2 separate regions of the Homo sapiens genome follow, and region 1 is linked to region 2. Evidence: read pairs that join two places in POLR2A ChIA-PET (ENCODE). Cell type or tissue: K562. All regions are shown on one strand. Region 1 overlaps CLTCL1 (clathrin heavy chain like 1). Region 2 overlaps HIRA (histone cell cycle regulator).

What was found. ChIA-PET counts read pairs that join two places held together with the same protein. Peaks named below come from ENCODE experiments on the same cell type or tissue, not always from the same donor. Only the 100,000 strongest peaks of a DNase experiment are listed, where the experiment ranks them.
Region 1: POLR2A ChIA-PET joins it to region 2 with 5 read pairs; 3 of 35 experiments call an interaction of 5 or more read pairs at or near these places.

Annotation. Positions count from the first base shown.
Region 1 is chr22:19,257,973-19,261,972 of GRCh38, reverse strand. The region is part of intron 2 of CLTCL1 (clathrin heavy chain like 1); the gene reads left to right. It also overlaps the pseudogene KRT18P62. Among named protein-coding and RNA genes, the nearest start is that of CLTCL1, 32 kb to the left of the region's middle. In K562, no CTCF peak of the experiment used is centred here; DNase peaks (open chromatin) are centred at 2,222 and 3,682.
Region 2 is chr22:19,404,822-19,408,821 of GRCh38, reverse strand. It overlaps HIRA (histone cell cycle regulator), which reads left to right. Exons shown (of 25, transcript NM_003325.4): 3 at 229-339; 4 at 1,548-1,638; 5 at 2,942-3,036. Among named protein-coding and RNA genes, the nearest start is that of HIRA, 25 kb to the left of the region's middle. In K562, a CTCF peak has its summit at 2,337; DNase peaks (open chromatin) are centred at 431 and 2,308.

The DNA.
Region 1 (4,000 bases), 150 kb after region 2:
TCCTTTAATGAAAGATTGCTCTGTAGCGTGCAATGCTGTTTGCTAACATTTTACCCACAGTAGACTTCTTCCAGAATTGGAGTCAGTCCTTTCAGACTCTGGTGCTGCTTTATCAGGTAAGTTTATGTACTGTTCTAAATTCTTGTAGTAATTTCAACAGTGTTCACAGCATCTTCACTGGGAGTAGATTCCATTGGAAGAAACCCCTTTCTTTGGTCATCCCTAAGAAGCAGCCCTCATCTGTTCAAGTTTGATCCTGAGATTGCAACAATTCAGTCCCATCTTCAGGCTCCACTTCTAATTCTCTTGCTGTTTCTACCACATCTGCAATGACTTCCTCCACTGAAGTCCTGAACCTCACAAAGTCATTCATGAGGGTTGGAATACACTTCTTCCAAATTCCTGTTAATATTGATATTTTGATCTCCTCTCGTGAATCACGAATGTTCTTAGTTGCATCTAGAATGGTGAATCCTTTCCAGGAGGTTATCAATTTACTTCGCCTAGATCCATCAAAGGAGACATATTTATGGCAGCTGTAGCCTTTAAAAATGTATTTCTTAGGCTGGGCACGGTGGCTTCCGCCTGTAATCCCAGCACTGTGGGAGGCTGAGGCGGGTGGATCACAAGGTCAGGAGGTCGAGACCATCCTGGCTAACACGGTGAAACCCCTTCTCTATTAAAAATACAAGACATTAGCTGGGCATGGTTGGGCGCCTGTAGTCCCAGCTACTGGGGAGGCTGAGGCAGGAGAATGGCGTGAACCCGGGAGGCGGAGCTTGCAGTGAGCCAAGATTACGCCACTGCACTCCAGCCTGGGCAACAGAGCAAAGACTCCGTCTCAAAAAAAAAAAAAATGCATTTCTTAAATAATAAGACTTGAAAGGTGAAATTACTCTTTGATCCACGGATTGCAGAATTGATGTGTTAGCAGGCATGAAAACAGCTTTCATCTCCTTGTATATCTCCGTCAGAGCTCTTAGGTGACCAGGTGCATTGTCAAAGAGCAGTAATCTTTTGAAAGGAACCTTTTTTTTTTTTTCTGATCAGTAGATCTGAACAGTGAGTTTTAAATATTCAGTAAATCATGCTGTAAACAGATGTACTATCATCACGACTCTTGTTTTTCCATTCATAGAACACAGGCAGAGGAGATTTAGCATAATTCTTTTTTTTTTTTTTTTTTTTTTTTTGAGACAGAGTTTCACTCTTGTTGCCCAGGCTGGAGTGCAGTGGCACGATATTGGCTCACCGCAACCTCCACCTCCCGAGTTCAAGGGATTCTCCTGCCTCAGCCTCCCAAGTAGCTGGAATTACAGGCATGCACCACCATGCCCGGCTAATTTTTTGTATTTTTAGTAGAGACGGGGTTTCTTTCCACGTTGGTCAGGCTGATCTCGAACTCCTGACCTCAAGTGATCTGCCTGCCTCAGCCTTCCAAAGTGCTGGGATTACAGGTGTGAGCCACTGCGCCCAGTCAATTTAGCATAATTCTTAAGGGCCTTAGGATTTTTGGAGTGGTCGGTGAGCATTCCTTCCATTTAAAGTTACCAGCTGCATTATCCCCTAACAAGAGAGTTAACCTGTCTTCTGAAGCTTTGAAGCCAGGCATTGACTTCTCTCTTGCTTGAGTCCTAAATGGCATCTTTTTCCAGTAGGAGGTTGTTTCTTCTCCATTGAAAATTTGTTCATCAATGATCTTAGCTAGGTCGTCTGGAGAACTTGACACAGCTTCTGCATCAGAACTTGCTGCTTCACCTTGCCGTTTTATGCTATGGAGATGGCTTCTTTCATTAAACCTCATGAATCAACCTCTGCTAGCTTCAGACTTCTGCAACTTCTTCACCTCTCTCAGCCTTCATGGAATTGCAGAGAGTTAGGGCCTTGCTGTGGATTAGGCTTTGGCTTAAGGGATTGTTCTGGCTGCTTAGATCTTCTATCCAGGCCACTACAACTTTGTCCATATCAGCAGTAAGGCTGTTTGTTTTCTTATCATTAATGTGTTCACTGAAATAGCACTTTTAATTTCCTTAAATAACTTTTCCTTTGTGTTCACAAGTTGGCTAACTGGTGCAAGAGACCTAACCTTCAGTCTGCCTTGGCTTTTGACATGCCTTCCTCACAAAGCCTAATCATTCCTAACTTTTGACTTAAAGTGAGAGACGTAGGACTCTTCCTTTCACTTTCACTTTCCTTTAGCAAGGAAGGTTGTTAAATGGCCTAATTTCAATATTGTTGTGTCTCAGGGAATAAGGAGGCCTGAAGAGAGGAAGAGGGACTAGGGCATGGCCAGTCAGTGGAGCAGTTAGAACACACACATTTATTAAGTCCACTATCTTATATGTGTGTGGTTCATGGTGACACAAAACAATTACTGTAATAACATGAAAGATCACTGATCACAGAGCAGTATAACAAATATAATAATGAAAAAGTTTGAAATATCATGAGAATTACCAAAGTGTGACCCAGAGACAGGAAGTGAGCACATGCTGTTGGAAAAATGATACCAATAGACTTGCTTGATGGAAGATTGCCGCAAACCTTTGATTTTTTTTGTTGTTGTTGTTCACAAAACAAAAAAAACGCCTGTAATCCCAGCACTTTGGGAGGCCGAGGCGGGCAGATCACCTGAGGTCAGGAGTTCGAGACCAGCCTGGCCAACATGGTAAAACCCCGTCTCTACTAAAAATACAAAAATTAGTCGGGCATGGTGGTGGGCGCCTGTAATCCCAACTACTACAGAGGCTGAGGCAGGAGAATCTCTTGAACCTGAGAGGCAGAGGTGGCAGTGAGCCAAGATCATGCCATTGCACTCCAGCCTGGGCAACAAGAGCGAAACGCTGTCTCAAACAAAACAAAACAACAAAACAAGTGCAATATCTGCAAGACACAATAAAACAAAGTGTAATAAAGTGAGGTATGCCTATATTTTCTCTTATTCTGTGGGTTGCCTTTTCTCTCTTTTGTGACCTCTGATGCTGTCCAATTCATTTTTTTTCTTTTATTGTCATATCCAAAAAAATCATTGCAAGATCCAATGTCATCAAGCTTTTCCCCTATGTTTTCTCTAAACATTTTATGATTTTAATTGTTGGGGTTTTTTTTAACCTGTGAACTTTTTACTGGCCTCCTGCTCCCCAAAGGGTACCCTGCTTCTGCTGGCTCAATTCCTCAGAACTTTGGTGTCGTTGGTCTCAAACACCACTTTGCCGTCCACTATCCTGCAGGTGGTGGTCTTTTGGATGGTTTGCATGGAGTTGCTGCTGTCTAGGGCCTCACCAAGATTGAAGTCCTCCCCATCTTCCAGCAGGCGGTGGTAGGTGGTGATCTCAGCCTCCAGATTGACCTGGATGTTCCAGGCCTCGTACTCCTGGGCCTGGCGCTGTCCCTCTGCCCAGGTCTGTGCCAGCTCCGACTCCAGGTACAGTAGGACCCTGTTGAGCTGCTCCATCTGCGTGGTATAGCAGGCCTCCACCTCCCTTAGGCTGTTCTCCAAGCTGATCTTCAGATTTCTCATCAAGTCCAGGCCAATCTCCAAGGACTGGACTGGACATCTCAGCTCTGTGAGTGTTATCTCAGCAGCTCTGATCTCGGTGGACTGCGTGATGACCACTGTGGTGCTCTCCTCAATCTGCTGGGATCAGTACCTGTCCAGCTTCTCTAGGTTCTTCTGAGTCAGCTTGTCATATTGGGCCCAGATATCTGCCATGATCTTGCCAAGGTCCTGATATTTGGACATCTGCCTCCACAGTCAACCCAAAGCTAGTAATACGGGCTTGTAGGCCTTTTACTCCCTCTTCATGGTTCTTCATGAAGAACAGCTTCTCCTTGAGAGTCTCAATCTTTGTCTTCATCTACAGCCCAGTGACACTGGTGTCATCAGTGACCTTGCAGAGCCCATGGATGTCGCTCCTCACAAACTGGTGCATGGCCAGCTCTGTCTCATACTTGACTCTAAAGTCAGCAGCAGCAAGATGGGCATTGTCAGTGTGCAGAA
Region 2 (4,000 bases):
GTCAGGTTGACTTCTGCTGACTGCTAAGTCCGCTCCGTTTCGTCCCCATGAGTACTTATCATCTTTTCTGTAACTTAAATTAGTAATTTAAATTCAGTCTCCTTAGATCTAGTTAATTATTGTTTATGGAAGCTAAGTGAGGACTTCTCCTAATTTAATTTGACATTAAATATTAATATCAAATTTCTACTCCTTGCACATTCAGCCATTTCTGCTCCTTTGTTCCAGGGCAGGATTCTGGGAAGGTTGTGATCTGGAATATGTCTCCAGTCCTCCAGGAGGATGACGAGAAGGATGAAAATATTCCCAAGATGCTTTGCCAGATGGACAATCACTTAGGTATTACAGAGTGGCCCTTTGCAGGCTTTGCGTGTTGGCAGAGTGCCCAAGGTTAGCACATGTGTTTGTAATTAGAAAGATAAGGCCCCGTGCGGCGGTAACTCCCCTCGGCCTGCTGTCTGAAGGCACAGATGTTGGCTGCACACCTGGGTGAGTTATTCAGCAGAAGACTCGGCCCGCCCACAGAACCATCTTTGGACAGTCTGCAGGTACCTCTGGTGATTTCCTGCTCATGAGTCGTTACTGCCTGATTCCATGGGGCTTTGGGGCCAGCGACCTGGACACAGTAGGGTTCTGGGGAAGGGTGCGCAAGAGACAATTTGCCAAAACATCTCAGGTTGTTACTGTGTCACTCTGAGGCTCTCTGCCAGGACCCTTTTGGCCATCAGACAGTGTGATGGTTTCCTTTCCTGCTGTAGTGCCTTAGTTTCCCACCCCTGAGATGCTTAATGAACAGTCACTGGCCTTTGGACATCAGCTCCTTCCTTTCCTCTGTGTGTTCTTGTCCTCTCAACATGCCTCTCAGTGTCTTCAGACCTGGAGCATGTTACTCACGGGCCATGTGGGGGCTACAACTTTGATAGCCATCTTTCAGGTCTTCCAAAGGCCAAGTTGTGAGTGCTCTTGGAGGCTCTGGCCCATCAGGGGCCTGGGGGAATTTCTGCTGATCTTAGCTTATAAGCGCAGAGTCAGTCAATCTGCAGTGCTGGCGAGTTTGGAAAATCCGAATGTGACAGGGCTGGCTCTGACAGATGAGATGAAGTCAGAGTTTTATACTGTAACAGACTGTTCATCTGAAAAATCTAGAAAAAGCATCTGACCCTTTTTAGCACGTACTCTTTTTTTGAGAATAATCTCTACTCAGAAATGTGTCTCATTAATAGATGACCCTTTTGAAATAATGAGATTTGGTTATCATTTTTTGATTTTCTTAGAAAGAAGCCTTCTATTGACTATGTCATTCAGCACTAACGATTCTCAGATAATGTATATTTTTCCCCCTCCAGACTGTTCTGGTAATTTGTTTTTATAGCACAAGTAGGTTAGTGCTTAAACTGAATTGTTTTTCTGGGGCTCTCACACAGTAGATGCCTTAAATAGATTAGATAGATTAGATTTTATAAACCCTTTACATCTTGCCAAACTCTACATAAAGCAAATGGGCATGACTACTGGATTTTCATCACCTTATTTTTTTTTCTTCCCAGCATGTGTGAACTGTGTGCGGTGGTCAAACAGTGGGATGTATTTAGCTTCTGGGGGAGATGACAAACTGATTATGGTGTGGAAGCGGGCTACGTAAGCATCATTTTCCTTTCTTCACATTTTATTTTTAGAAGCTGCTTTGCTGGTCTTTATCAAAGTCACCTTTCCCTACCCTGTCACTGAAGTTCCCATAGCCCTGACCTCATAAGTAGTGGAAAGTGCATGTAGGTCAGGAGCAGGTGGAGCCTGACCAGGAATTCAGGAGACCTGGTCAGCTGCCCCCTCACAGGACTGCAGGCTCTCACCTGAAAAGGAAAGTCTGATCTCTTCTAGTGCCGATGTGGGTGGGGCTTCGTTGCTTTTGTTTTTTCAAGTGAAATTTCACATGGAAGCCCAATATACAAAATGGTTAAAAGTCAGGGTGCTCTGGTTCTTGCCCAGGATCTGGGGCAGGGGATCCAGAGTCCAGCCTCTTTGCCATTACTTTATTCTCTGTTGGTCCCCACCTGGGGCAGCCTCTGCTCTACTCTCAAAAGGAGCTAACCATCACCTGGAAAACTATTGCTCCCAGGTCTCTGGGCCAGTCAGTCTGGGGCACCAGACCCTGCACCATTGCTCACCAAGAGTGGCCCTGTGGCTGTGGCTTCAAGAGCAGAGGCAGAGGCTGTCTCTTCAGCCTACTTGGCTATCTCAGCACACTCTTTCTGTGGATTTGTGATGAGCTCTACAAGAGCAAAAGGTGTTATCAGAGGCTCTGATCATCGGTGTGTCAGCACTGCCTCCACCAGGCCCCAGGTGATTGATGCTCCTCTGGCTCCTGTGGTGGGGGCTAGTACCTATAGATCGCGTGGTTTCTCTGCCTCAGATGTCAAAGCCATTTGATTCATTGTGAGATGCTTAAAAATAAAATACTGTTGATTTTGCTTCTTTAAATAGCCAACATAAGTAACATTTAGTATACAATTTAGAAAACTAAAAATACAAAAGAAAAAATATCCCTCATCACACCACCTAAAGAAAGCTACAGTTAATATTTTGACATTTTGGGATGTGTGTCCTTCTAATCCATTTTCCATGCATAGATGCTATCCATGTCATGTGGTTTTTTTTCCTTTACATAAGTGATATCATATTGTATGTGATGTCCTGTGGCCTGCTTCTTTCACTTATTGTGAACGTTTTCCCATGCAAGATTTGTAATGGCTGTGTAGTATTTCATCAAGTGCATGGATCATAATTCACCTAACCAGCCCCTTTTATTCAACAACCCAGTGCTTTCCAGTTCTTGTTTGTTTTTGCTTTGTTCTGTGTGCCCTGATAAGCTGGCTGCAGGGAGCATTTCTATGCAGTGCCCAGAGCACTCCATGAGTGCCTTTTTGGCCCCTTTCTCACACAGGTACATCGGCCCCAGCACCGTGTTCGGCTCCAGTGGTAAGCTTGCCAATGTGGAGCAGTGGCGGTGTGTCTCTATCCTCCGGAATCATTCAGGCGGTGAGTGGGACTGCCTGTTGGGGTGGGTGGGCCCCTGACACCTGGCTCAGATCAGCAGCACCGCCACGTCCCCTGTGGGACTGTTTGGTCCTTAAAGCAGCCCTATGTCTGGGCTGTCCCACCCCATCACAATCAGTCACACCCTGCCTGTCCCTTAAGATCTGTGCAGTCACCGGGTCCACTACCTGTCTCCAGCTGCATTCAGTCTCCCCACTCTTGCCCTCATGGGGTATATGTTTATATCTTTAATGTAGAACTTCCCACGTTCTGCTGTTTGTCCTGCTGAACAGAATCAGTACCTTCATCAGCGGATCACTAAGTCCGTAAGCACACTTTGTTTATTCCCCAGAAATCAGCTCACAGATGCCCATTGAAAAGTTTCTCAACTTGACCTTGAGTATGTTTGCAGTGTTTTAAATAAACTTGGCATGGAAAGAAGCACATTTTATGAATTTAGACTGAGGGGGAAGGTTGCCCATGCACTGTACACTCAGGTGTCAAGGATACCAGGTTGAGTGCAATTTAGACTTGACTTAGGAGTCTGAGTCCGTTTGGTCCAGGAATGGACCAAAGGGTTTTCCAGGCAGGGTGGTACAGCATAAGTGAGAAAGTCTTGGTGTGAATGGGGATTTGGAGGCATTTCACCATGGCTGGATCTTTATAGACAAGGCAGGGAGCAGCACAAAGTGAGGCTGGTCAGGTATGCCAGAGTCGGATCATGGAAAGCTTGTGCTCCCTGTTACTGAGGGAGTCCCTTGTCATGGAAGAGATAGGGAGCCACTAAAAGCTTTGAAGCACAACAGAGAGGTCATTGTGACAGCTCAGTGAAGTGGAGGTTCTTCCAGTCGTTTAGATGGACACTGTCAGGGCCTGAGCTAGGCCTGTGATAATTGAGGTAGAGAAGAGGAGATTGATTTGGGAATACTTAGGATAGGGCACAGAGAGGTATGAGATAGATTCTTGG